Linked DNA regions of Mus musculus: regions 2, 3, 4, 5, 6 and 7 are each linked to region 1. The links are chromatin loops, found by intact Hi-C in ENCODE. Cell type or tissue: left cerebral cortex. All regions are shown on one strand.

The links. Peaks named below come from ENCODE experiments on the same cell type or tissue, not always from the same donor. Only the 100,000 strongest peaks of a DNase experiment are listed, where the experiment ranks them.
Region 2: it touches region 1 in a loop (2.4-fold over the local background); 26 of 42 quality-filtered maps call a loop at or near these places.
Region 3: it touches region 1 in a loop (3-fold over the local background); 26 of 42 quality-filtered maps call a loop at or near these places.
Region 4: it touches region 1 in a loop (3-fold over the local background); 24 of 42 quality-filtered maps call a loop at or near these places.
Region 5: it touches region 1 in a loop (6-fold over the local background); 41 of 42 quality-filtered maps call a loop at or near these places.
Region 6: it touches region 1 in a loop (6-fold over the local background); 29 of 42 quality-filtered maps call a loop at or near these places.
Region 7: it touches region 1 in a loop (2.8-fold over the local background); 15 of 42 quality-filtered maps call a loop at or near these places.

Annotation. Positions count from the first base shown.
Region 1 is chr10:80,993,692-80,997,691 of GRCm38, forward strand. All of the region lies in intron 2 of Gng7 (guanine nucleotide binding protein (G protein), gamma 7), which reads right to left. Among named protein-coding and RNA genes, the nearest start is that of Gng7, 19 kb to the right of the region's middle. In left cerebral cortex, CTCF peaks have their summits at 1,739 (motif pointing left) and 3,237 (motif pointing right); a DNase peak (open chromatin) is centred at 1,721; H3K4me3 peaks cover 368 bases; H3K27ac peaks cover 525 bases.
Region 2 is chr10:80,755,874-80,759,873 of GRCm38, forward strand. The region is part of intron 1 of Dot1l (DOT1-like, histone H3 methyltransferase (S. cerevisiae)); the gene reads left to right. Among named protein-coding and RNA genes, the nearest start is that of Dot1l, 2.7 kb to the left of the region's middle. In left cerebral cortex, CTCF peaks have their summits at 381 and 2,054 (motif pointing right); DNase peaks (open chromatin) are centred at 356, 1,300, 2,058 and 2,902; H3K4me3 peaks cover 1,498 bases; H3K27ac peaks cover 2,726 bases.
Region 3 is chr10:80,745,963-80,749,962 of GRCm38, forward strand. No RefSeq gene overlaps it. Among named protein-coding and RNA genes, the nearest start is that of Ap3d1, 5.7 kb to the left of the region's middle. In left cerebral cortex, a CTCF peak has its summit at 1,631 (motif pointing right); DNase peaks (open chromatin) are centred at 1,638 and 2,869.
Region 4 is chr10:80,816,634-80,820,633 of GRCm38, forward strand. No RefSeq gene overlaps it. Among named protein-coding and RNA genes, the nearest start is that of Jsrp1, 5.1 kb to the left of the region's middle. In left cerebral cortex, a CTCF peak has its summit at 1,552 (motif pointing left); no DNase peak of the experiment used is centred here.
Region 5 is chr10:80,926,544-80,930,543 of GRCm38, forward strand. It overlaps Gadd45b (growth arrest and DNA-damage-inducible 45 beta), which reads left to right and starts at 3,548. Exons shown (of 4, transcript NM_008655.1): 1 at 3,548-3,816; 2 at 3,905-4,000. The coding sequence starts at 3,773. In left cerebral cortex, CTCF peaks have their summits at 2,119 (motif pointing right) and 2,682 (motif pointing right); DNase peaks (open chromatin) are centred at 2,183, 2,625, 3,417 and 3,967; H3K4me3 peaks cover 1,766 bases; H3K27ac peaks cover 1,622 bases.
Region 6 is chr10:80,878,648-80,882,647 of GRCm38, forward strand. It overlaps Tmprss9 (transmembrane protease, serine 9), which reads left to right and starts at 1,169. Exons shown (of 18, transcript NM_001081688.2): 1 at 1,169-1,316; 2 at 3,988-4,000. The coding sequence starts at 1,169. In left cerebral cortex, CTCF peaks have their summits at 1,892 (motif pointing left) and 2,839 (motif pointing right); DNase peaks (open chromatin) are centred at 1,893 and 2,855.
Region 7 is chr10:80,828,874-80,832,873 of GRCm38, forward strand. It overlaps Oaz1 (ornithine decarboxylase antizyme 1), which reads left to right. Exons shown (of 5, transcript NM_008753.4): 5 at 1-417. The coding sequence ends at 131. Lingo3 (leucine rich repeat and Ig domain containing 3) reads right to left here. Exons shown (of 2, transcript NM_001013758.2): 2 at 3,928-4,000. Among named protein-coding and RNA genes, the nearest start is that of Mir1982, 2.1 kb to the left of the region's middle. In left cerebral cortex, no CTCF peak of the experiment used is centred here; a DNase peak (open chromatin) is centred at 2,480.

The DNA of each region.
Region 1 (4,000 bases):
TCAGTGGGGTGCTTGTAGCTTGGTTGGTGGGGTACTTGTAGCTCAGTTGCCTGGCATTCATGAAGCCCTGGGCTCTGTCCCTAGCATGTGGTGGTACACACGTGTCACAGAGCACTCAGGAGGTGCAGACAGGAGGATCAAGAGCCCCGATGTCGTCATTAGCCACATAAAGAGTATCTGAAGCTTGCCTAGGCTATAGGAAACGGAGTCTCAAACAACACAGACGCTTCTTCTTCCATGGTCAGCGGCACTGTGGATGCTTGGGGCTGGGTCATTCTTGGTCAGGGTCTGTGTCCCTGCAATAGTCTCCACCAATTCTGATGGGCAAAAGGGATAGCTTGTCCTCAGCACAGATGTCCTGGCTTAGGGGTTCCCAGGGACCCTGGAGACTCTGTGCCACCCAACCACCTGCTCCCACTGAGGTCCTGCTCACATGGAAACCCACACACTAAGCCACGAGAGAAAAGAGGGTCAGTCCCCTGTCCCGGTGACATATTCTACTCCAGTAAATGTTTAAGTGTCCCAGCCGGGCAGTGGTGGTGCACGCCTTTAATCCCAGCACTTGGGAGGCAGAGGCAGGCGGATTTCTGAGTTCGAGGCCAGCCTGGTCTACAAAGTGAGTTCCAGGACAGCCAGGTCTACACAGAGAAACCCTGTCTCAAAAAGTAAAAAAAAAACAAAAAAAAAACCAACAACAAACAAACAAAAACAAACAAACAAAAAAAAGCATCAGTGTCCCCAGGTGCTGGAGACACTACTCAAAGTTGTCCTCTGTAGGGTGTCCTTGACCCTACAGAACACAACAGCTTCTACAGTCTCCACCCCCATGCCAGAAGCACTCCCAGAGTGACAGCTGCACATGTCCCTAGATGTCACCTAGGATCCCCTGAAGCGTGGGGTAGGATCACACTAACACATCTTGTTTCTCAGAGTAAATGTCACACTCGAAGTCCTCAATGCTCTGAGAAGTTTCTGGACTTCTGAGCTGCAGACTGTGCAAGGAGAAGCCTCTAGGTCACATCAGGGGACACTCCTGCTGAGACACAATGTGAACACACTGTGACAAAGCACTGGGCATGTTTGGTGTTCTGGCAGCTGCTATGACCTTGTGAGCCAAGCACCACAGACCTGTATCTCTGTGGTGTGTTCCCAGGACAGCCTGTCCACAGAGGCCCAATAACAGCACAATTTTAACACACCTGGAACAGACCCGGAGGGTGAGCAGCCAAGGGCGTGTGTGTGTGTGTGGAAGCCAGAGATTGAGCCACCTGCACAAGGGCGGTTCCTGACAAAAGGCACCAGTCATGTTCCCAGCAAAAATGTCCCCAAATTGCAAGAAAAATGGGAACTTGAAGAAACACCTTGTACTGGGGCTGCTCCGGGGCTCCGAGCTCACGTGGATCCCCCGAGCGTCAAGGTTTTATGGAGAAGGGTTCCCGAGCGGCTCTGTGGCCATGCTATTTTCTCCTGACATCCCTGGGTCTGCAGGGTGCTGAGCTGACTGTGTCCGCTGACTTTGTGACAGGAGCTTCCCACCCACATCCTGCCACATGTTCTCGAGCTTCGTTTTGTCCATGGGGTTGGGGGGCATGGAGTGGTGATTGTCACCCCAGGATCGTGGACGGCGGAGTCAGCCTCCACTTTTCCTTTTCCAAGCTTTGTATGAGATACACAACCCATTGACGCCTCCCCTGTGTGCTGCGGTGCAGAAACGCACGGATCTCTCCTGCCCCCTAGTGGTCACACGTGGTAACAGCAGACATTGTTTGCTATCCCGGCCAAACTTGCACAAAATGATGAGGGAGATGGCTCAGCAATAAATACACTGGTCATCAAGCCAGAAGACCTGAGTTCGACTCCCCATCGGGAAAGGAGAGGCCAGGCTCCTACAAATTGTCCCGTAAATTTCCATACATGCTTCAGGACATGCGCACGTGCCCACATAAATACATGTAGTAATTTTTTAAAGTGCCGACACTGGAATGAACTAACAGCTCAGTGGTTAGAGCACCAGCTACTCTCACAGTGTATCTTGGTTAGTTCCCAGTAACCACATGACAGCTCACAAACACCCATAAATCCAGTTCCAGGGGACCAGGCACCCTTACTCAGACACAAATGTAGGCAAAACAGCAATGCACATAAAATTAAAATAAAAAAATTAAAGATCCTGGGTGTGGTTGTGCACACCTTAATCCCAGCACTCAGGAGGCAGAAGCAGGAAGATCTCTGAATTGAGAGACCAGCCTTGACTATAGAGCAAGTTCCAGGACAGCCAGGACTACATAGAAACCCTGTCTCAAAAAAATCAAAAAGGCCAGGCAAAGGTGGTGCACGCCTTTAATCCCAGCACTTGGGAGGCAGAGGCAGGCAGATTTCTGAGTTCGAGGCCAGGCTGGTCTACAGAGTGAGTTCCAGGACAGCCAGGGCTACACAGAGAAACCCTGTCTTGAAAAACAAACTCAAAATACCAAACCAAAACAAAACAAAAAAAGACAAAGAAAGAATAAAAAATTCAGGAGTTATCTTTCAGCCCACTCTGTGTGGAGCTCCTGAAAGAAAGACTGCTTCTTCTGCAACAGAAAAGTCTTCATATCAGGAGCTCCTTGGTAGGTCCCCAAGGTCAGGGACTCAGCCCTGGAGGCTTCTCTGTGGGGCACACTGAACCCTAAGTGACACCCACAGCCTCATGTCCGCCCCACATCGGGGCTTCTCCATCATGCCTGCCACGATGTGCCCTGATGTCACACGGGGTACCCTGACAATATAAAAGCCAAATTTAATGTTTTGTTTTTTGAGATAAGAGCTCACTGGGTAGGCCAGGCTAGCCTCAAACTCACAGAAATCCTCCTGCCTCTGCCTCCCAGGTGCTGGGACTAAAGGCATGCGCCACCATGCTGAGCTGACCTTTTAAATTTTCCTTTATTTTTTAGAGAGAAAGGTGGCCCAGGTTGGTCTCAGATTCCAATTCACTTTGAAGCTGCGGATGACCTTGAACTCCAGATCCTCCTGCTTCCACTTCCGGGTGTTGGGAGACAAGAGCGCGTGACTGCACCCAATCCCAAGCCCTTGTGTGGTTATGTTCTGGTGGGGTGAGTCGCACAATCAAGTAGTGCAGACGTGGCTTCTAATATACTCTTAACATTTGGACAGACATACAGACGAAAGTATTCTTATACTTTTTTATATCTTCAATGAAATGTGTGTCCCTACATATGTGTGCAGTATCCGAAGCACCCAGAAGGGGTCGTCCTGTTTCCTCCGGAGCTGGAGTCATAGAGTTGGGAGCCCATGTGTGGGTGCTGGGACTTGAACCTGGGCTCTCTATGGGAACAGCTAGTGCTGTAGCCACTGAGCCATTTCTTATGCCCCATGGTGGGCATTTGTTCAATTCCAACACTCAAGGGTCTACCAGAGAGAATTTGTGGCCACAATCAAGGAAGGCTGTGCTGGCACAGGCCCTAGCATTCAAGAGGCAGAGGCAAGAGGGTTTCTGCAAGTTCCAGGCCAGCCTGGACTACATAATGAGACACTTTCTCAAAACAAAACATTAACAGCCCAGGCCTGGCCTCAGTCTGTTGCCAGGTGATCTTCCAACACGACACACTGCCCTCCCTTCTGAACTGAGAGTCCAAACAAATTTTTTCTTTATAATGGCTCCAGCCTTAGGCAGTTTGTAACAGTCACAGGAATCAATTAAGACGATGCAGCTCATACTCGATCCTGAGCCTCAGCAAACCTTTTCCCTTCTAAAGCAGCTGCAGCCTTGGGCACTTTGACACAGGCACAGAAACAGACTAACCTCGCAAGTTTTCAACAGGACTGGTAGTCAAAACGAAACCTTTTCTCCTCAAAGTATCAATCTTGCAGGTTTCCTCACACACCCAGAAAACAAAGCCAAATCTCAAAGGCACATCACGACTGAACACATCCAGCTTTTAGGTCTAAGGAGCCTCAACCCATGAGTTCAGAATATGGGGTGCAGGGAACATGGGATGTG
Region 2 (4,000 bases), 240 kb before region 1:
TGTCACCTTTTGATGTTCATGGGCAGGTGCTAAAAAGAACCCTAGGAAGTCAGGGGGAGGTTGGCCCTTGGGTTTGGGTTGTCCCCCCACGTTCGTGGAGTGGTAGGAGGGCTCCGAATAGTTGTTTCTTCATGTCAGGGTGCCCGGCTGAAAGAACCTGAGAAGTTAGAGAGGTTGTCATCTCAATTTGTACCTCATGTGTCGTTTGACGTTGGTGGATTGGCCTGGAGGTACATTGGAATGCTGGAGCAGTTGTTTCTTAATGTTGGTGGCATGGCTAGAGGGGACTTAGGGAGTCTGGAGGTTGTCCTCTCATGCTGGTGGGTAGAGCTGGTGCGACTCTGCAAAGCTGGAGGTGTTATCCCTTAAAGTGGAAGTGCCAGAGGCAAGTGGGTTCTGAAGTCCAGGAGGGCCTGCGGAGGTCAGTGTACTGTCCCCTTGTGGCCCTTTGTATGCTTTGAGTAGAAGATACAGCAGTGGGGTTCCCTGGTGCTGCTGAGTTCACATCCTCACTGGGGTCCCAGGGAACATGTGTGTCCTGGGATGCCCTTGCACCTGTCCTCTGCCTCTTCGAATTAGGCAGCCCTGTGTGTCCTTGAACATTCCCACAAGTGTCCACTCAACTCTCCTGAGGTCAGCAAGATGGCTCAGCAACAGTCTTATAATCTGAGTTCCATGTTTGGGACATGGGCAGAAGGGAGAGTACCAACTTCCACAAGTTCTCTGACCTCACTGTGTGCACAGACACAGCCACTCACAAATGTAATAGGAATTTTGAAATATCTGTTTGTGTGTATGCTGGTCATGGTGGCACACACTTTTAATCCTGGCACTTGGCAGAGGCAGGAGGAGTCCTGACCAACCTGGTCTATAGTGTGGGTTCCTGGTTGGTGGTCTGCCTACAAAGAGTCTGAGAAATTGGGGAGGCTTGTCCCTCTTCTTACCACGACTGGAAGGACTGTGGGAAATGGGAAAAGTTGTCCCCTGGTGTTGGTGGAGTCTGAGAGGTTGGGAAGTCCGGGAGGTTGTCTGGTGAGGCTGTCTGGAAGAGCACACTCTTTAGTACGTTCCCTCTCAGAGTTGGCTGTTCTGACTAGCCACCCTTCGCAGGGCAGTTCTGTGAGTTGTGGTCACAGTCGAGGTGCAGCCTACTTCAGCCACCTCAGCCTCCCCTCCACTGTCCTTCTGTCATTTGCCTCCCACTTCCTTGGCTGTCACATTGTGTTCTCTGCTAGCAGCTTTTTCTAGAAAGTCCAGGGAATGATCAGCAACTCTGCAGTGTTCACCCGGGAGAATGTGTCTGAGACTTGCCCACCCACGCTGTCTGAGGGTTTGAGGCTGCCCCTAGTTTTTCTTTTAGCTGGGCAGCATCCTTTGGGCAGTGAGCCAAGTTTGGTGATGATTCTGCCAGTCATAGGATGCCTGTGCTGGCCTAGTGTTTTCTTTTTCTATTGTTTCTTTGGTCTTGTTATATAGTGGCTGACCTGGAACTCATTCTGTAGCTCAGGCTGGCCTTGAACTTGCAGTGATATCCAGCTTCTGCCCCAAGTGCTGGTTGGGATGATGGGCTTGTACCCCTGTGGTGTGTGTGTGTGTGTGTTGGGGATGCGGGGAGTTTAGAACTCCAGACACCTGCAGTAGCCTTGTTCAAGCTGAAGCTGTCACTGAGGAGACCAAGAAATGGGCTGCTTGGTCTGTACTGAGTAGACAGTCACCAGGCTGTATCCTCAAAGTTGTCATATATGAGTTTGAAGGGTTAAAAAAAACTACCACAACCTTGTTGGTGCCCATTTGAATGGTGCTTCTAGTTTGCCTCTGCCCTGTCCCCTGGTGATGAAGGCTGAAAGTTCACCCAGTGACGCTGACCCTTTCATGTGAATCAGGCCTTCAGTTGAGCCTGGCGGGAACTGGCTTTCCAGTGGCGGGTGGCTGGGAATGACCGCCCAGTGCCTTTCCCTTGCTGGCCCAGATCTCATTTGGCAAGGTTGGCTCTGCTGGCCCAGCCCTGCTCCTGACATCTGCAGGCACTTTCCAGCTGTGGCTGTCACATTGCTCTCCATCCAGGAGCCAGCAGGTGGCAGGGTAGGGGTGGTTAGCTCTCTCAAAGCCTGAGCAGAGCAGCAGCTCCACAGTGCCCTATTCTAGTACCATGTTCCATGGAGAGTTCTGCTTCTTAGGAAGCCAGAACCTGGCACACACCAGTGTCAGACCTGCCATGCTAGCTCCCAGGAAGTGGCGGCAGAGGGATCAGGAGTTCAAGACCAGCTTTGACTATATAGTGAGTTCCATGCCAGCCTGTCCCACATATTGGGGCGCATCAGACTCTTGTTTCAGGTCCCTTCCCCCAATCAGGCAAACACAGAAAAATCTGTTGTGCTGTGATCCCATTACTGAGGCATTGTGTGCCCACCCACCTACAGGCCTTCCCAGTCTATTCTGTTTGTTTTGGGATGGATGGAGTCTTAGCATAATCCAACTGGCCTTCATCCTCCTGCCTCCTTCAGAGTCCTGGGATGCCAGGTGTGTGCCACCAGGTCTGGCTTTATAATCCTTTGTAAAAAGCACCTGCAAGCTACCTTTGGTGCCCCTGGGGCACAGAGGATAGAAAGACATTCATCACTGCAGGCTCTGGAACTTGACAGACAGATTAGGAACTGAGTGTGGCAGTCATGGGCCTGGGCTGGTGGCCCAGCTTCTTAGAGGAGTTGAGTAGCCTTGTGTTCACACTCAGAAATACCCAGTTTGGAGACCAGGTTTGGACAAGTGACAGGTGGGAGGGGGACACCATCCTTATAGCAGTTTAGGGCTCTGGAACCTCACAGAGTAATCCCTTTGGCAGAAGTGATGTAGATGTCATTTTTAGCTGTTTGCTTGGCAGGCAGCTTAGGGGACAAACCTGAGAAGGAGGACTAGGGTGGCCTTCCTGTTGGTGACTCAGTAGGCCATGTGTGGTGGCGTGTCCCTTCTGATGAGTTCAGGAGTCCCGTGGGTGGCTGGGTGAGTCGTGCTGTGGGTAGAATGAGCCAGCCCCAGCGTGACTCAGAAGGTATTTTCTTCTGCTGACCTTTTCGGATAAGTGTCCAGGCTAATCTGTGCTCACGTGGGCAAAGGTGGGTTGACCTTTAGCCTGCCTATGTGGGCCAATTACCTGTTTCAGCAGGGAAAGGATGGTAACGGTGGGCTTCCATGTGTGGCCAAGGGAAACATTGGCTCTGTACTTGCCTTTCAAACCCACTTACTGATGAGAGTAGGGGACTGCCCGGAAACCACCAGCTGGGTGAGATGGTCTGATTCTGTACCCAGGGCAGTTTGGCACTCACCATGTAGCCCAGGCTAACTTCAAACTTAGAGCAATCCTGTCTTTTTCTCTCAACTGCTATGAATATGGGTATGAGATGTCCTGCTGGCTTCAAGTTACATGTGAGGTTAAGTGATGAGGACAGACCACCTCTCCCAGCCTCCCTGCAGGGTATGTGACACTCTGTTAGGTGTCATTACTTCTGTCACATGGAAAGGTTAGCCAGCCATTCTCATGGGGTCTGTCTTTAATTGACACTTGGTGATGCCTAGTGATATTTGTGGTTGCCATAATTGGGAAGAGGGAAAACTTGGGCACTGGGCTCCTGCCGAGTTGGGTTCTGGATAACAGAGACACAGGTCTGCCACCCCGTATCTCAGATTGGATAAGTGGTCTGTTTGTTGGAGCAGACCTGTCCTTTTTTCCTGGGGTCCTCGTTATGCAAGCCAAGCTGGTTATCTTTCCAGAACATTGGTGTCCAACCACCTGACTGTTGGTCTGTTGCTAACTTAACCCAAACACAGCTGTCCATTGTATGTGGACACCAGCTCTGGGGTTGAGATGTGATAACCTTCTGAGGTCCTACACAGGCTAAACTACTGCAGGCTGCTCTGCTGGTGGTGTGAGTATGCTGGGGCATAGGCAGGGTAGGACTGTTCAGGGAGGGAGTGTCAAGCAGTTACTGGAGCATCTGCCTCCTTC
Region 3 (4,000 bases), 250 kb before region 1:
ACACCATAGTGCACATAAAATCCCTGTGCTTGATGGCACTTGGCACGAGGATCCAGAGTCAATTTCCAGATCCCAGTGGAGGTTCACAACTGTGTGACTGCAATTCCAGGGGATCCAAGCCCTCTTCTGGCTTCCACAGCCAACAGGAGAACACGGAGATGTGGATATACGTGCCGGCAAAACACCTACACACAGAAAATTAAATAAATAAACAAATAAATAAAAGGTAAAAATTTTAAGTAGTATTTTATACATTTTAGCTAGGCAAAGGACCACTGAGGTCCCAGCCTGATTGACATACTGAGTTTCAGGGCACAGTGCTCAACAAAGAGACAGTGTCTCAGTCAGGTGAGCATGGGGGTGTGGTGGCTCAGGAGGCCAAGGCAAGAAGATCAGAGACTGCAACACACAACAGACAAAATAAGAAAGGCCAGGTGAAAACGTTAACCTGCCATCCACACTGAAGAGATGCAGACAGGAGGATCGGAAGCTTGGGTTTTATTTGGGCTGCAAGGTGAATTTAAGGCCAGCCTGAACTACATGAGACTAAATTAAGTCAGGTATGATGACCCGGGCCTGTCATCTGCCCTGGGAGGCAGAGGCAAGGGGTCTCAGTGGATTTGAGGCCAGCCTGGTACATAATAACTTAGGTCAGCCTCAGCTACATAGAGACACACTGTGGAATGCAGAGGGTATGCCCAGCAGTCAGTAGTCTTGGGTTCCACCCAAAGGAAGCAGAAACTTCTGGTTTCTGTGGAAAGTTAGTTATGTCAAATGATGGTTTGCTGGGGCTCACAGGTGAGGGGATGTTTTGCTATAGCAGACACATGAAAGAATGGATGATAAAGGAGTATAAATATGACCCCACAGCCAGTGGGGCTCAAGCATTGATTTGCTTTGCTCTGCCTTGCTATCCTTGGCTAATGACACACATGTCTTGGTTCACCTTACATTGAGTTGTTGAGCCCTGCTTGTGATGATACCAAGGAGAAACTTGCCAAAGAATTAATTTCTTTCTTTCTTTCTTTCTTTCTTTCTTTCTTTCTTTCTCTCTTTCTTTCTTTCTTTCTTCCTTGTTTTTTGTTTTTGTTTTTGTTTTTTGAGACAGGGTTTCTCTGTATAGCTCTGGCTGTCCTGGAACTCACTCTGTAAACCAGGTGGCCTCGAACTCAGAGATCTGCCTGCCTCTGCCTCCCAAGTGCTGGAATTAAAGGCGTGCACCACCACGCCTGGCTGCCAAAGAATTTCTTATGCGGTTCCTGCAGCTTCTTGCAGCTTCTGTGGCCTCATGCCGGTTGGGGAGCCTTACAGTTTCTTCTGGATTGAACTGGCCTTGCTGGTTCTTGTGTAATGCTGGTCGAGAAGACTGGGCTGCAGCTGCTGATTCACATTTGGTGTTTCGATAAGGGACTGGACTACTGATATTCTAACAAGATTGGACATGCCTCCAAAGAACTGTTTCTAAACAGTTCTCGATGAAGAGGCAGGGGAATAGTTCAGGCCAGCCTGGGCTACCTGACACACCAAAACAACAAACAAAGCCATTGGGGTTACTTGAAGGCAGAAGAGCTTTTAACAGACCAATCTCACAGCACTGGGACTTCAGGAAATAGCACATTCCTCAGTGTGGCCAGCAGAGGGCAGTGCTTACCAGGCACAGAGGTGCAGCAGCCTGAGCTGGTGGACCTGGTCAGAGATTCAAGACTGTGTTATTAATCACACGGAATACCTTCACTTATCCATAAGCAGTCCTTCCACCTCCCCATCAAAAATCTATGTACCCTGCCAGGTGTGGTGGCACACGCCTTTAATCCCAGCACTCAGGAGGCAGAGGCAGGTGGGTTTCTGAGTTCGAGGCCAGCCTGGTCTACAAAGTGAGTTCCAGGATAGCCAGGGCTTCACAAAGAAACCCTGTCTCGACCCCCCCCCAAAAAAAACTAAATAAATAAATAAATAAAATCTATGTACCCAATCTATCCATCCACCCACCCTACCACCCACCCGTTCACCACCCACTCATCCACCCACCCATCCACCCACTCAACAACATACTAATAATCTACTGTATTCCAACTTTAGCAATGAGCAAAGATCAAGGAGACATTTAGAGAAAGAAGAAAGTTCTGAGAAAAGCAGGCAGGCAGACATGGGAACAAAGAGTTCAGAGAGGCTCAGGAATGGTGACAAAACTCAGACTCAAGCTTGTCCAGGATGGACAAGGTCCTGGGTTCAAGTTCAAGCAGAAAACAAACAAAACCAGCTCAGCCTGTGAAGGAGCAATGAGGGAGTGAGGGGGTGTGCAAGCTGATGAGATACACTGGCTAGCAGGGGCCACAGGAGCCACGGCCTCACAGGAGCTTCTCTGTGGGTGGGAGGTACTCAGCAAGTTTCAGGTCAGCCAGAGCAGCATAGTGAGCCCCTGTCTCAAAGCAAGAAAAACAAAGGAATTCCTAGAGGAGGGCTCACTCTGAAGAGATGTCTCAGCAGTTACGAACATTTGAAGCTTTTCCAGAGGACAGAGATTCAATTCCCAGTACCCACATGGTGGTTCACAACCATATATAACTCCAGATCCAGGGGATCCAAGTCCTTCTGACCACCATGGGCCCCAGACACACACAGATGTACATGCAGATAGAACACACATGCACATAAAATGAATAAATCGAAAAGAGAAAATAAAAAGCAGGTTGAATGTAACCATCTTCCCATTTAAAAAGTCCCTGATGCCTCTCGCCCCTGGAGAAAAAAAACCCCTGAGGTCCTCTGGTGTTTCCCTGGCCCAGGAGCCCCTTTAAGAGGGCGGGTGAGAATGAAGGAAGCCTCCCACAGAGAGCGTCTGGAGCTCTCCTTGGTGCTGAAATTCCTTTGGTCTGGCCACTGAAAGCATCCATCCCTCCCACCCTCAAGGAACTTGCTAATTCCTGTTTCCTAAGGATTCTCAGCGACAGCCCAAGATTTGCTGTGCATACGTGTACAAGTGTCCATGTGTGAAGGTCAGAGTTCAACCTTGGATCTGGTTCCTCACATCACATCTAGCTCTTGAACTCGTGGGTCAGACTTGGCTGGCTGGCTGGCCCCAGGGATTCCAGGAATCCTCCTGTCTCTGCCTCCTTAACTCTGAGATCGATTAAAAGTGTGCGCCACTATTTCTGGGCCTGTTGTGGGTTCTGAAGATCAAAACTCTGGCCCTCAAGCCTGCATGGTGGCCACTTTACCACCTGAGCCATGTCCCTAGCTCTCTGGGATTTGATTATTTAAAAAAAAAATTAAAGAAAAATCAGGTGTAGTGAGTGTTGCATGCCATTAATCCCAGCACTCCGAAGCAGATCTCTGTAAATTCAGGGCCAGCCTGATTTATGTAGTGAGTTCCAGGACAGTATAGCCCTGGCTGTCCTGGAACTTACTTTGTAGACCAAGTTGGCCTCGAACTCAGAAATCTGCCTGCCTCTGCCTCCCGAGTGCTGGGATTAAAGGCGTTCACCACCACACCTGGCAAACAAATACTTTAAAACAACTCTTCATTACATTTATTTATTTATTTATTTATGGTGTGCATGCTTGCTTGTGTGCGTGTGGAGGTCAGTGGGCATTTCCCAGAAGTTGGTTCTCTCCTATCCATTGCCAGGGTCTCAGCATGCCAGCATTGCCATTGATCAGACTCCAGCATGCCAGCAGCAGCTCTGCCGAAAGCATCTCTGTAGCCTTGGTTGGTTTTGTTCTGAGTAGGTTACATCAACTTGAGACAGCTAGAATCATCTTGGAAGATAGAGCATCGACTGGGTAAAGGCCCTAACCAGACTGATCCCTGGGCCATTTTCTTGGCCGAGGTCCAGTAGAGTGAACTGGCCACGGGGGCAAGCCATTCTGCAGTCCTCCTCCATTGCCTATGCCCAAGGTCCTGCCTGCCTTCAGGTTCCAGGCCTGAATTCTCTTGGTGATGCGCTACACCTGCAGGATGAAATATTGCTTCCACTCCCAGCACCTTTGCTCAGGGTAT
Region 4 (4,000 bases), 180 kb before region 1:
CTGGAAACAACCTAAATGTCTCTCAACCAAAGAATGGATACAGAAAATGTGGTACATTTACACAATAGAATATTACTCAGCTATTATAAAGAAAGACATCATGAAATCTGCAGGCAAATGAATGGAACTAGAAAATATCATCCTGAGTGAGGTGACCCAGTCCCAAAAGCACATGCATAGTATGTAGTCACTGATAAGTGGATATTAGCCATTATATACAGGAACCATGTTACACTGTACAGACCCAAAGAAGCTAAAAAGGAGGGCCCGGGGGAGAACGCATGAAGTTCACTCAGAAGGGGAAATAAAATAGACATTAGTGGTGGATGGAAGGATGGAGGGGGCAAGGAGGGGTACGGGAAGGCGGTCAGATGTTGGGGGAGGGGAAGAGGGTTGGAAATTGATGGGGAGACACCTCTGGGACCAGCTAGAGGCCTGGGACAGGTGAGGTTACAGGAAGTCTATGGGGGTGACCCTAGCTGAGATTCCTACCAGAGGGGATATAGAGACTGAAGTGGCCACCTCCTGTTACCAGACAGTTTCCTTAACGTTTATTTATTTAGTGTAACTTCATGTGTACGTGCCCATGCTATAGAGTATCTGTGGAGGTCAGAGGATGGCTTGTAGGCTCTAGTTCCCTGGCTTATCCTTGCAGCCTGTGAATTCCAGGGACCCACCCACCTCAGGTCACTGAGCTTCCTGGGTACAGATGCTTGGCTACCAGCCAGCTAGATGACAGAGTCTTACTCCATAACTCTGGATGGCCTGGAATCAGGCTGGCCTTGAACCTGCAATGTTTGCCTCTCAAGCCAGATGACAGGCATTCACCTCATAGCCAGCATTTGTTTTTTGTGTGTTTTTTTTTCTGTTTTTCTTTTTGTTTGTTTGTTTGTTGTTTTGTTTTGTTTTGTTTTGTTTTTGAGACAGGGTTTCTCTGTATAGCCCTGGCTGGGAGTGCTGGGATTAAAGGGATTAAAGGTTTGCACTACCATGCCCGGCTTCAGCATTTGTTTTGAGACAGGGTCTCCTGTAGCACAGGCAGGTCTCATGTAGCTCACTATGTAGCTGAGGATAGCCTTGAACTCCTGACTCTTCTGCTTCCACCTCCCAAGAGGACAAATGACAGGTGTACACGACCACAACCAGCCCTGGGTCCTTAATGTTTTTGTCGAGGTCTTGGGCCGCAGGTTCCCTGAAGAAAATACTCGGGTGTCACATGGCACCCACAAGATTGTTTTTTGGTTTTGGTTTTTCTGAGACAGGGTTTCTCTGTGTAGCCCTGGCTGTCCAGGAATTCACTCTGTAGCCCAGGCTGGCCTTAAACACAAAAATTCTCTTGCCTCTGCCTCGGATTGCTGGTATTAAAAATATTTGCCACACCTGGATGCTTTTAATATTTTTAAGTTAAAACTTTTTGTTAGGGGGCTGGTGAGATGGCTCAGCAGTTAAGAGCACTGACTGCTCTTCCGAAGGTCCTGAGTTCAATTCCCAGCAACCACATGGTGCTTCACAATCATCCGTAAGGAGATCTGGTGCCCTCTTCTGGTGAGTCTGAAGACAGCTACAGTGTACTTACATATAATAAATTAAAAAAAAAAGAAGTATTAAAAAAAACCCTTTTTTTAAAACTGTGTGTGTGTGGTGGTGTTGTTGCTGCTGTTGCGGCTGTTGATGATGACGACGATGATGGTGATGACGATGACAGTGATGATGGTGATGACGATGACAGTGATGATGGTGATGACGATGACAGTGATGATGGTGATGCTTTTGGAGCCATTGCATCCCCTGGAGCTGGAGTTACCCGTGGTTGTGAACCAGCTGACGTGGATGCTGGGAACCAAGCTTGAGTCCTCTGCAAGGGTTTGGAAACAACTAAGAACAGAGCCAGCACTGTTGCCTGTGACTGGTGCATCCTATCCACTCCCCTCTAGGATAGGATGATTGTGGTTGGAACACAGATGAGGGCATCCTGACCAGTCCCAGAGAAGCAGGGCCTGAGTTCGAGGCCAGCCTGCTACAAATAAATAAGTAAATAAATAAATAAATAAATAAGTAAAAGCTAACCAAAATATAAGAAAACTGGAAAGATGGGATTCACGGGGCTGGGTTTGGTGAGGGAGGGACAACTCCAAGGCTGAACAAACACAAGCAACCATTGGTCCTCCACTCCCCCGCCCCTTCTCTCTCTCCACCCCACTCCTCTGTCTCCTCCTCGCTTCTCTGTCTCTTTTTTGTCCCATTATATAGACTGAGAAAAACAATACAAAATAAAATATTGTGAGTAGAGATAGTAGCGTTTACTGGAAAACACCTCCATGACTTAAGATCTGCCAGCTCCCTTTGGGTTCCTCAAAACTACCTCTGTCCTGTGTGGAGATACTCAGGCCTTCTCCCCATGCAAAGGCTGGGCTAGGCTTTATCTCTGAGCAGAGTCTGGGGTGGGTGGGGACAGTTGCAACAAGCCTTTGCACCTCCTGCCCGCCTTGCTGAGCCAGATCAAGTCCTTGAGGTACAATCTCTTCAGTCCTCTTGCCAGTCCAGGCATGAGCTCAGCCTTCCTTCCCCCTCTTAAGAATTGTTACTTTTTTATTTTTTGGTTTGGTTTTTGAAGCCTAGCACCACTCACTCTGTAGACCTTATCAGCCTGGAACTCAGGGATCTGCCTGGGTCCCCTTTAAAAATAGATTAAACACATGAGCTACCTCGACTTGCCTTTTTGTGTATCTCGTTTTCTTAGGTATTTTCAGACAGAATCTCACACTGTAGTTCAGGCAGGACTCCAACTTACAATAATCCTCCTGTCTCAGCTTGTGCTGCGATGCCTAATCTCAATTTACTTGTTTGTTTAAATGACATGTGTTTGTTTTGTGTGTGCTTGTTTGTAGACATCCAGGGGGAGCGGTTGAGAGGGGTCAAAGGACAATTTTGGCGTCAGTTTTTTCTTCTACCATGTGAGTCCCAGGTCAGCAGGCTTGGCAGCAAGCCCCTGTGCTTCTGCCCCTTGCTCTTTCTGCCCTGGTTCCAGTCTGTGGACACACTGACATAGTGACCCATCTCAGCAGGTCTGCAGACTGGATTCCAGGGGGCATGCTGGATCCTGGGTCAGTCCTAGCCTTTGGAATGCTGAGGCAGAAAGACAGTTTCAAGCCTGAGTGGGCTCTAAAGTAGACCATATTTTAAAACCTCAAATACAGGCTGGAAAGATGGCTTAATGGGTAGGGATGCTATCTACTAAGTCGGAAGACCAGAGTTCAATCCTCAAGACCCATCTGCAAAAAGCTCTGAACCTACTCATCTGAGCTTTCCTCTGACTTCCACACAGGTGTGGCATGGATGATGTATGCAGTAATTAAAAAGGCAAAGCAAAACTGTTTACCTGAGGTGCTTATTCAAATAGGAAAACATCTGAAGATTCAGGGATAATCCATGAGGATCAGGGTGGCCCTGTTTAGACTCTCCTAGTGAGGGGGCTGGGGGCGTGGTCAGGGGTAGAGCCCTTGCCTAGACTCCCCCAGTGAGGGGCTAGGGGCATGTAAACCCCCCAGGGACAGACTAAAGAATATGTTGTTAACTCCAAATTTTCTTTTCTTTTCTTTTCTCTTTTCTTTTCTTCTTCTTTTTTTTTTTTTTTGTTTGTTTGTTTGTTTTTCGAGACAGGGTTTCTCTGTATAGCCCTGGCTATCCTGGAACTCACTTTGTAGACCAGGCTGGCCTCGAACTCAGAAATCCTCCTGCCTCTGCCTCCCAAGTGCTGGGATTAAAGGCATACACCACCATGCCCGGCTAACTCCAAATTTTCTTAATGTTGATAAACTAGAACAGCAACTAGGTTTTCAAAAAAACTGAACTAGGCCAGCCAATATACTATGAAGATGTGTTGGCATTAAAATAGAAACCTACAGTAGTTTTAAGATAGAGACATGGTTATGTTTATGTATCTACAAAGAATAAAAAAAATAGTTACCAGAAAAACTTATAAAAATTAAATCAGACCAAG
Region 5 (4,000 bases), 67 kb before region 1:
CTCCCCACTGGCCCTCTCTCTCCTCATCTGCATTTCTTCCCTCTGTTCTGGCGACACACACCTCCTGGATGCTATTCCAACAAACTCTGTCCTGCCCCAGGTCCTTTGCACAGGTCACCCTCCTTGGCCTTTTCATGTTCCAGAATCAGTTTGGATGCCACCTGTCTAAACTCCACCTCCACAGTTCCTGGCAGCAGCAGGGTAGGCTTGGCCTAGTATGAAAGGGGCTGCTTGGCCCCTCCTCTCTCTCTTACCTCTTGCCCTCTTGCTCCCCATTCCCTTCCCCCCACTCTCCACATGGTCAAGGCCGGGCCCCACATCTCTATTCTCTCCTTTTCTCTGCCTTTCTCTGCCTCTACTATTCTCTCAACTCCCTCCCCATGCCCTAATTAAACTCTATTTCATACTATACTATACCGGTGTATGTCCGGTCCCTCGGGGGAAGGGCTGCCTGGTCATGGGCCTGCTGAGGCATCCCCCTCACTCACACCCCACCAGAACATATTCTTACAGCTCTTTCTCTTTTTGTGATCACAACCCTTTGGCTGGGGCTCAGTAGATAGGGCTCTGGCCTAGTGTATCCAAGGGCCCCAGAGCATGGTATAAATCAGCTGTGGGGGCCCATGTAACTCACGACAGCAGGATTGTCAGGGGCTCACACAGTTAAGTAAGGTCAGCCTGGGCTACATGAGATTCAGTCTCAAAAAAGAAAAAAATGCTCTGGGATCCCTCCAGGAGTCTAGGCCCTTCCTGGTGGCCTCCTGACCACAGCCAAAGCATCTCCTCTCAGGAGCTCCAGCCTTTGTCTTGGCAGTTCCCACGCCCCCGACCCTATTTCCGGTTTTGTTGTGAGAGTCCTGTAGTGCCCTGCCCCAACAGACCCTCCCCTCCTCCTGACCTTTCCTTTCTCTGTCTAGCCCAGCTCCAACTCAGGGTGTCTTTCTAGAAGTAAGGCCTCTGGGATTTTGGTTGTGTTTTAATCATTCCTTTTGACTTTCTATGTGCATTGGTGTTTTGCCTGTATGCATGTCTGTGTGAGGGTGTCTGGTCCCCTGAAATTGGAGTTACGGATGGTTGTGAGCTGCCATATTGAACCCTGTTCCTCTGGAAGAGCAGCTAGTGCTCTTAATCTCTGAGCCATTTCTCTGCCCCTGCTGTTTGTTTTGCTTTGTCTTGTTTTGGTTTCGTTTCGTTTTGGTTTTTCGAGACAGGGTTTCTCTGTGTAGCCCTGGCTGTCCTGGAACTCACTCTGTAGCCCAGGCTGGCCTCGAACTCAGAAATTCGCCTGCCTCTGCCTCCCAAGTGCTGGGATTGAAGGCGTGTGCCACCACTGCCTGGCAACAACCAGTGTTCTTTAAGGCTGAGACATCTCTCTAGCCCCACCCCCAGGTTTAAAACAGGGTCTCATTTAGCCCAGGCTAGTCTCAAACTCACTACATAGCCCTGGATGATCCTGACCTACTGACTGATCTTCCGGTCTCTTCCTTCCTAGGGCTGGGATGACAAATGTGTACCACCATAGGGTTCGTGTGGTACAGGGGTGGAAAACAGCGCCTCACACATGCTCAGTACGTGCTCTGCCATTGAACCATTGCTACAGTCCAGCAGCCAATTTAGACTATTAAAATACACATCTAGTAAAGTTTACTTATTTGTGTGTGAGGACACAGTACACTTTGGAGTAGGTACGGAGATCAGAAGACAATTCGCAGGAGTCAGCTCGAACCCTCCATCCTGTGGAGGATGTCTTGCCCTTCATGTTTGATATTTAAAATACTGTATGTATAGATTATTCCAGGTTGGGCTATAGCGGTATGTAGATATTGGTGATGAGCTTGCTAGGCATCACGAAGTCCTGGATTCATCACCAGCATCGAAAAAAAAATTAATAAAAAAAAAATCGCTGGGCAGTGGTGGCCCACGCCTTTAATCCCAGCAAGCACTAGGGAGGCAGAGGCAGGCGGATCTCTTGAGTTCGAGGCCAGCCTGGTCTACAGAGTGAGTTCCAGGACAGTCAGGGCTATACAGAGAAATCTGTCTCAAAAAAAAAAAAAAAAAAAAAATCATTCCAAGTGTTCTCTCCCCCTCCCTTTCCGGAAGCTGCGTGAGCAGAGACCTCATGAGGCCACCAGGTGTCGCCGCCGCGCCTCTCACGCCAGGGACATTTCGCATGCTGGGTGGGTGGCGCGGAGGAAGCAGGATGCGTCACCAGACCCGGGATCGGGGGATCCGGGGATCCGGGGAACCGAGCCGCGCGGCCGAGGCCAGGACCCAGGCTGGCGGAGGAGGCGACTCAGGGTGATTCACCGGGAGCCCCCGTGCACCGTGGGAGAATCCCACGCGGGTCTATCTGCCTCGCTCGTGTCCTTGCTGTCGACTACCAGCCCTCAAGCTGTGGCTTGGAACGCCCTTGGAAGCCTCAGTTTCCATTTTGCATAATGCAGATATCAATTCCTTTGCCTGACAAATCTTGGAAAGATAAATGACACGCGTGGAAGAAGGGGCTTGTGCTTCATGCTACGCACTACAAAAATGCCAGGGACATAAGAGCGGCTGCCTTTCAGTCACCTCTCCCCGGGTCAGTACCCTTCGGGTTTTGCCACTTGGCTTCCCCCTCAGGGGTTAAGTGTGGCGAATCGATCTGAGGATAGACGGTGAGGCAGCCGGCAGGGGGCAGGGTCACTCCGCAGAGCGTCTGGAGGGCTCTTCACCTGCGCCTCCCGTGCACACGTGAAATTCTCGGGGTGCCGGGAGGAGGGAGAAAGGGTTCCGGATCTCTCCCCCTGCGATCCCTTAGTGCTCTGCAGCCAGGACCCCTGGGGCACCGCCAAGCCACCTACCACGACCACTAGGAAGCTTCCTGTGTGCCTCTCCTCCCGCGACCCTGGCCTTAGAGGGCTGAGCGTTCTCAAAGCACCTTCGTGCTGGCGATGCTAGGGTGCCTTGGTAGTTCTCACTTTGGGGAGAGGATCCCACCGTCCTCAAACTTACCAAACGTTTACTGTATACCCTAGACGTTATTTAAACACTCTCCAACTCTACAAGGCCGGCAGAACACTTAGTAAGCCTCCTGGCGCATGCACATCCCTTCTTTCAGAGCTTGGGAAAGGCTAGGGACTCTCCGGGGACAGCGAGGGGATTCCAGACAGCCCTCCCCGAAAGTTCAGGCCAGCCTCTCGCGCTGGAAACCCCGCGCGCGGCCTGCGTAGCGCGGCTGCCGGGAAATCAGGAGAGAAACTTCTGTGGTTTTTTTTTTTTTTTTTTTTTTTTTTTTTTTCTCTCTAGAGCTCTCTCTCTAGAGCTCTCTGGCTTTTCTAGCTGTCGCCGCTGCTGGCGTTCACGCTCCTCCCAGCCCTGACCCCCACGTGGGGCCGCCGGAGCTCCGAGCTCCGCCCTTTCCATCTCCAGCCAATCTCAGCGCGGGATACTCGGCCCTTTGTGCATCTACCAATGGGTGGAAAGCGCATGCCTCCAGTGGCCACGCCTCCACCCGGGAAGTCATATAAACCGCTCGCAGCGCCCGCGCGCTCACTCCGCAGCAACCCTGGGTCTGCGTTCATCTCTGTCTTCTTGGATTAATTTCGAGGGGGATTTTGCAATCTTCTTTTTACCCCTACTTTTTTCTTGGGAAGGGAAGTCCCACCGCCTCCGGAAGGCCTCCGACACTTCTGGTCGCACGGGAAGGTTTTTTTGCCTCTTGGGTTCGTATCTGGACTTGTACTTTGCTCTTGGGGATCTTCCGTGGGGGTCCGCTGTGGAGTGTGACTGCATCATGACCCTGGAAGAGCTGGTGGCGAGCGACAACGCGGTTCAGAAGTGAGTACAACAGAGGCTGAGGTCTTCTCGCCCGCCGCCTGAGGTCTGCGGGGCTGTCATCGGCTAATCTCCCCATTTGGCCTTTTAGGATGCAGGCGGTGACTGCCGCGGTGGAGCAGCTGCTGGTGGCCGCGCAGCGTCAGGATCGCCTCACCGTGGGGGTGTACGAGGCGGCCAAACTGAT
Region 6 (4,000 bases), 120 kb before region 1:
CATGTTTACCCCCAACAAACCCTACTTACAGACCAAGTGTCAGGGTAGACTTGGTCTCCCAAAGCCAGGATCCTGGTCCCCTGTTGAGGATCAGAGCTGACCAGGAAGTAGTCTGTGTTCCATGGCCTGCATCTACCTCCTCCCCATTTTTGGCTACAATGTCTCACTTGGCAGTCCAGCCTTGCCTGGAACTCATAGAAATCCCCCTGCCTCAGCTTCCTGGATGCTGGGATGACAGGTGTGTGCTACCATGCTTGGTTCTGGTGAAGCAGTTCTTGGTAGCCTGGTCTCCCCAGCTCAGGTCTCCCGAGGTTCACAGAGTTGCATCAGCCCCTTTTCAGGGCTCTGTGTCTGTGGGCAAGGCAGCTCTGCAGTAATTACTGTGGGAAGGGCTGAATGGCATGGCATGCTTAGCACTCACTAAGAGCAAGTCCTCAGGGAAGGGATGAGCAAGGGGTGTGTGTGAGCACAGTAATGCGTGTGTGCTCGTGTGTGCATGCCTGTGTGCACACACACATGTGCATGTGTATATGTGTTATGCACACACATATCCACATGTGTGCATGCATGTGTGTATGTGCACGTATATGTATGTGTGCGCATGTGTGTATGCATATGTGTGCATGAATGTGTGTGGGTGTGTTTGCATGTGTGTGGTCGCCTGTGTGTGCATCTGTGTGTACATCTGTGTGTATGTGGACTGTCACGGAGGTCTCCCCTGCAGCCCGAGGCCGAGAGCTCACTGGTCAGAGCTGCAGCATGGCTCCTGTCTCTCACTTCAGTGATGATTTGGGGATATGGTTGCGTCTCACCCAGAATCTCTGTAGCTTAAGTGATGTCATAGTGGGGCCACTGACCTGTCCCCTCTGCTGTGCATGGCGGTCACAAGGGTCTGAGTGGCCATTTCAGGCAGATCAAGTCTCCTTAAGGATGGGACAAATTGGCTTGGCCTCAGCCTTGGGATACCAGGATTAGCAAAGGGTGCACTTGGGTCCACATGGGTGTCAGGGAATGCTGGGTGCATGCCTGTCACCCCTGCACTCTGGAAGTGGAGTCAGTTGATCAGGAGTCCAGGGCCAAGTGTGGCTGAATGTCAGATAAATCCTTTGTCCATTTTTTGTTCTTTTTCTCTTGCAGGTGTCTAGCTGGAGCTTACCTTTGCCGAGCCATGGAGCCCACTGCACCAGACTTACAACTTGTGCCAGAGGTGACAAAGGCTGTCTCTGTATCTGCTCCAGACCCTGGCCCTTGTCGAACGGCTGTCATCGCAGTGGTGGGCATCAGCATGGCCATCGTGACCCTGGGAGTCCTTTCAGGTAAGTGGCAGGAAGAAGGCCTGGGTCCTCGGATGCAAAAGGACATCCCAAGTGTCAAAGGGCTGACCTTCCAGCCAGATCCAGCAGTGGCAAGGACAGGCTCTGGGGTCCAAGAATATGCTGGGTATGCAGGAAGTGTTTGCAATGACAAGAAGGAGCGGGTGGGCGGGCAGTCCTGTGGTCGAATGGGGAGGGAACAGATATGTCAGTTTTGACAGCTTAAGGCAGCAGGAGGGTCAGGCAGGACTACAGGGGTGTGGCTTAGGAGAGGCTGGGCTCATGCCTGTTAGCATGGTGATACAGTGATAATGGGTACAAACTGGGGAACTTGTGTGGAAAAAATTTAATTGGCCAGGCAGTTGTGGCATACACCCTTTGATCTCTGTGAGTTTGAGGCCAACCTGGTCTACAGATAAAGTCTAGGACAGCCAGAGCTGCACAGAGAAACCCTGTATTGATAAAAGATAACAGAATACATTGATAATTGTCCTACAGTCCCCAACTGTACTAATATGTATTAAGCTTTTCTGGACGGGCTAGGTTACTGCAGTCTGATGTGGCTGAATGCTGCCCCCTAGTGGCTGTGCCTGTCACGTGCAGTAGCATTCTCATCTCCCCTCGTGCTCTACCCCTTTGAGGGTTTCCTGTCAGTCCAAGTGGCACACAAACCTTTGCGATCATTTTTGAGGGATTTTCCTGGTTTTTGAGAAAGAGAAGGGTCTGACGTAGCCCGTGCTAGCCTCAAACTCTCACTGCTAAGGATAACTTTAAACTCATGGTCTCTGTCTCATTCTCCGAAGTGCTGGGACTAGAGATGTGCACCACCATGCCACCACCCAGGGCCAATGCCTGCAGGGAGTGCTCTACCCACTGAGCGATACAGCCCATTGGGATGATCCCTCTACCCATGAATCCACAAATCCATCCCGACGGATGGCTAAGACTCAGCACCCACACACTATCCGTTTGCTTCTGTTGTGTTATTTTGTTTTTTGTTGTTGTTGTTGGTGGTGGTTTTATTGTTTTGTTTTGTTTTGTTTTTTGTTTTTTTGAGACAGTTTCTCTGTGTAGCTCTGACTGTCCTGAAACTTGCTCTGTAGATCAGGCTAGCCTCCAACTCAGAGATCTGTGTACCTCTGCCCCCTAGGGGCTGGGATTAAAGGCGTGTACCACCACTGTCTGGCAGATTTTGTTTTTTAAATTTTATTTCTGGGGCTAAGAGATGGCTCAGAGGGTAAGATCACTGCACTTTCAGAGGTCTTGAGTTCAATTCCTAGCCCCCACATGATGGCTCAAACCTTCTATAATGCAGGAAGAATGCTGTATTCATAATACATAAGTAAATCTTTTTTTATTACGTATTTTCCTCAATTACATTTCCAATGCTATCCCAAAAGTCTCCCACACCCTCCCCCCCACTCCTCTATCCAATAAATCTTTTTTTAAAAAAATTTATTTCTGTGTATGAGCTTTTTACTTGCATGTATGCCTGTGCGGCGCATGCATGCAGTACCCACGGCCGCCGGCAGAGGGTGCAAGGCACACTGGACCTGCTATTATAGGCGGTTGTGAGCTATATTGGTGCTGGAACCAAGTCAGGCTCCAAATGCCTGAACTGTCTCTCCACCCCCTAATTTACTTGCTAAGGGTAAAAGGCTCTCGTGTTGCTCTTTTTTTTTTTTTGGTTTTCCGAGACAGGGTTTCTCTGTGTAACCCTGGCTGTCGGGAACTCACTCTGTAGACCAGTTTGGCCTCGAACTCAGAAATCCGCCTGCCTCTGCCTCCCAAGTGTTGGGATTAAAGGCGTGCGCCATCACTGCCCGGCCGTGTTGGTCTTAAATACCCTGACACCACAGTGTCCGTGTGGCAGCTTCCTGAGTGGAGGAAACTGAAGAGTCAGAAACTCCCTTTAGGAGAAGTGGTGGCACAGGCAGGGCCAGCTGGGGCGGGACGGTTGTAAAATCCAAGTCACCACAGCCTACAGAGCAAACCTGCTTCAAAAGAATGAAAAGAAGAGAGGCTGGGAGATGGCTCAGCCCCCACACAGGGACTACCTCGCCAGACACCAGGGTCTCCATCCCCACACAAGAAAAAGCCAGGTGCAGTAATGGATGCTTGTCATCTCAGAGTCAAGGACACAGGGGCTCCTCAGGTTCCCTGGCTGGTCCTAGTGGAATTGGTGCTGAATTGGTGAGCCGCTGTGTTCAATGAGAGACCCTGGCTCAAACACATGATGGAGAGAGAGGGAGAGGGGCCGGGGTGGGGTGGGGAGTCGATTTGATGACCTGACGTTCACATGTGTCACAAACTGTCAAAGAAGGCATGCCAGCCTGGAATGTGGCCTCTGGATAAATTGTACAAAGGTTCTGGTGTCTGCCAGCTTACTCTGTCCTCTGCAGGAGTCACTGCCCCATCCTAGGAAGGAGGTTGGGACACTGTAAGACCTCCTGAGGGACTGTGACCTGTGATGTCACTGACTCAAGTCAAGGAAGCTGACTTTGGGGACAGCCCATGTCACTTTATACTGTCTCTGGGAGTCCTCAGGACAGCCTTCAGCAGAGACTCAATGCTGCTCCACCTGGGGAGTCAGGTCCTGTGTGTATGGAGGCTCGGCAGGTGAGCCCCAAGCCCACAGTGGGGCTGTCTCACCAGGCACCCGTCTTGTCCGCAGCCTTCTTCTCCGC
Region 7 (4,000 bases), 160 kb before region 1:
CCCTACTCCGAACCTTCAGCTTTCTTGGCTTTGAGATTGTGAGACCCGGGCATCCCCTTGTCCCCAAGAGACCCGACGCTTGCTTCATGGTCTACACTCTGGAGAGAGAGGACCCGGGTGAGGAGGACTAGGTGCCAGCCCTGCCCAGTGTCCCTGTGCCCTCTCCTGGGTTAGTCCACATGTCGTGATTGTGCAGAATAAACGCTCACTCCATTAGCGGGGTGCTTCTTCGAGCTGAATGCTGTGTTTGTCACACTCAAGTGTTGGCTTTAATTCTAAATAAAGGTTTCTATTTTACTTTTTTATTGCTGTTTAAGATGGTCAGGTGACCTATGCTATAGCAGTCTCCTTTGAAGTCTGGAAAAATAGTGTCACCTCCCCTGGCTCAAATCCAATAAAGTGATCTCGTTCATTGGCTGTGTCTTGTGTCCTGCTGCTGGGTCTAGGTTGGGCCCCTGGTAGCTATGGCCCAGAGAGGGTTCAGTCACTCCTGAGTCTATGCTTAAATGGGTGGTAGGGCTGGGGTGTTGTGGACATTTGAGAAGCTATGGGGTCTGTGACTGCTCCTCAGGCAACTGGCTGAAAGTGGCTGAGGTAGAACAGCATCACCTTTGGGGGGTAGGGTGGGGAGAGGCTGGCCAGGGGCTGTGTGTGCTCAGCTACCTGAGCTATAGACATGGATGCTTTGCCCACTGGAGCAGTGCAGGAGTGGAACTGGGTTGCATACAGGGTATAGGAGTTAAGATGTGGCATTAGTGTTTGCAGTGGATTAGTGCCAGCATGGATGAACCAGGGGATGGGCCAGTAAACTGGCAGGCCTGGGGGTGCTCAGGAATAGGACAGGTCCCACAGCTGCTGCTGTGTAAGCCCCTCCACCTCCATTGCTGTGGTGTGTTTGGGAAACTAGGACACAGAATAAGCTCTGTCCAAGAAAGGGACTAAGGTAAGACTGTAGTGTCATTTTAGGCTATTGAGATCCTACTGTGTGCAGGCTTTGTGTGTCTCATGGAGCCTACAACCTCAGGGACAAGTGGACAGACCAGGAGAATTTGGCTACAGGAAGCAGTGGACAGACCAGGAGAACTTGGTTATAGGAAGCATGTGGAAGTAGCTGGGTAGGGAGTGTTGGAGGTGGTAGGAAGGCCGAGGTTAGACTGTTGCAGTGGCCAGGCAGACCTGAGAATATCTTCCCCCTCCTGTGCACATGGGGGTACTGTGGGATCACACATCCTGCTGTCCAATTCCAGAAATAGCTGCCTATCTTCATGGAGACCTGAGCAGGGACAGCAACACAACCTCTTTTGTTTTCAGGTAGCCTTAGTTTCCTTTGTGGTCAAATATGACCTAGAATTCATGATCTTCCTGCTCCTGAGTGCTGGGGTGATGGGCATGTTTCACTACCCCAACTCTTTTTGTTTTAATTTAGTAGTAATGTACGGTTGCCTGGGGATCCTGGTAGATTGTAGTCAACATGGTCACACTGCAACACCAAAAGCAGCTGTCAGGGTCTTAGGAACTCAGCTGTGTAAGAGACACCAATCAGAGATTGTGGGTGTTGTACCCCAGATGGGTTGGCATATTACCAATCAAGGACCTGATAGTTGAAGCTTTGTGGGACAGGTCAGATGCATGCTCCCTGTTCCCCAGTGTACAGTGTTCCCTCACCATGGCCTCTCTCAGAAATACCAACAAGGCCATATGCCTGTTCTCCCAGTACCTAGAGGGCTTGAGTTCCATGCTAGCCTGGTTTACACAGTCACACTGTGCAAAGCGAAAAGGCTTGAGGATAATCTGAGGACCAGGAGCGCCCTGTGAGCTTGACAACCCTTTTCATTCAGAAACCTCAGGTAGGAGACAGTCACCTCCTGAACACGTTTCAGGGGAGGTACCATGCTCCCAAAAAGGTGTGGTACAGGTGGTAGCAGACATATGCCCTGTAGCCTCCTTGGGTAGCAGGAGCAAAGAGGCTGCTAAGTGACCAGCCCGACTGCCGGCCTCCCCAACAAAACCAAAAGACCCTGCGCTCACCACCACCACCCCGCCCCCATCTCTCACTTTCCTGCCTCTTGAGACAGTCTGTCTCACTGTGTAACTCTAGCTGGCATGGAACTGGCTGTGTAGACCAGGATAGCCACAAAGATCCACTTGCCTCTGCCTCTCCAGTACTGGGGTTACAGGTGAACACCACCATGCCTGGCTACTTTTATTGTTTTTAATTTTATGTGCAAGTACGTGTGTGCCATGTGCGTGGAGTTGCCTGAGAAAACGATGGGCAACTGGAGCTGGAGTTAACAGACTTGTGTTGGGCCAAAGTCTGCTGTGTGTACTCTTAACCACTGACCAATCTCCAGCTGGCCGAACGAGCCAGCTCTTAACCATGCACTTCACCTTTGAGCTCTCTCCAGCCCTTGACTTGTGATGCTCCTGATAAACTCAGGGTTTCACATGCTGGTCACGCCCCCAGCCCCTCATTGGCGCATTCTAGGCAGGGCCTCCAGCTCCTGACCACGCCCCTAGCTTCCTCAAGGGGATTTTAAGCCGGCCCTCTCCACTTACCACACCTCCAGACCCTCACAGGGGATTCTAAGTGGGAGCTCCACCTCTGACCACACCCCCGTCCCCCGTTGCTGGGGTTTCTAGGTGGGGCTGCCTCAGTATCCCAAATAGCTGGGATAACAGGCTCGGACCACAAGTTGGGAATATGTTTTCTTGTTTGGACCATTAAAGTGCCCCTGTTACAGAGCTTCTGCCTTCTGGCCTAGAACAGTGAGCGCCCAGGCTTCTTTCTGGGCCCAGGGAGCTGCTCCAGCCAGTCTCCTGAGTGCTGCCTGCAGATGGTGAGATGAACTGGCCAGAAAGGAACTGCTATTTCAGTAGCTACCTGTGGGTGACTAGAGTTGCTCTTGCTGTCCTGGGGATGTGGGGGCACATGTACGCAGTGCATGTACACAGGTAGGTTGGAAACTGAAGTTGTTTGCTCCAAGGACCCTCCAGTCCCAGAGAACTCAGCCCCTAAGCTGGGCAGGTGCCTGTAGCAACAACCCAGGACCCCTTGAAAGAGGAGTGCCAGACTTAGGCAGATAAACCAGACCCAGAGTGGAGCTGGACCTTCCCAGGACTACCCCTCACCTCTAGCACCCTGGAGGATGGAACGTTGTGGGAACAGAAACCAGGAGGTGAGATTCTGAAGTGAGCAGGCCTAGGGCAGGGGCAGGGGGGGGGCAAAGATGGGCATGGTGGCTTTCACTTGTCACCCAGCACCCCAAAGGGGGTGGGGGGAAGCGCAAGAATCTGGAGTTCAAGGTCAGCTTCAGTTACATAGTAAGTTTGAGACCAGCCTGGGCTACATAAATTTCTGTTAAAAAATAATGGCTCAAATAATAAATGGTAAGAATGCAGGCTGGGGTCTTTTAGCCAAGTGCTCCAGTGACTTCTATTTAGGGAAGAATCCGGCAGAGGCAGCTCAGCCTGGGCCTTAGCTTCCCTGGGTTCCTGTTGGCGGGCCACTCAGGAAGTCCCGGTGCCTCTGTCTAATCCAGAGAACATGGACTGTCCTCAGTGAGCTTCCCAGCCCTGTCCTGCCCTGCTGTTTGGCCATGGGAAAAATCACTGTCACACACCTGCTGGTAACACCAAGTGTCTGAGGTGCTGGGGATAGAATCGGCCACCTGCATGGGAGGTGAGCCCCAGCTTCAGCCCTAAGTCCCGTTTGTTCATAGCTGAAGCTGGCCACCTGTCCTGCCTCCAGTGCTGGGCTGCCCTGTGCATCCCCGTGACCATCATGACCGACTCTGCCGCCCGCAGCTTCTCCCCCAGGTCACCCTAGCTATCAGAGCCACACAGCTTCCCAACCTCAAAGGAGGGACCCAGCCACTCCAACAACCACCCCACCCCTTCTATGGGAATAATAATATCTAAACGTCTGACTTTTGTATTAAATCAGCTTGTTTAATTGGATTTCAGTCAAACACAGCAGGTGAGGATAGAGGTTGTTGGGACT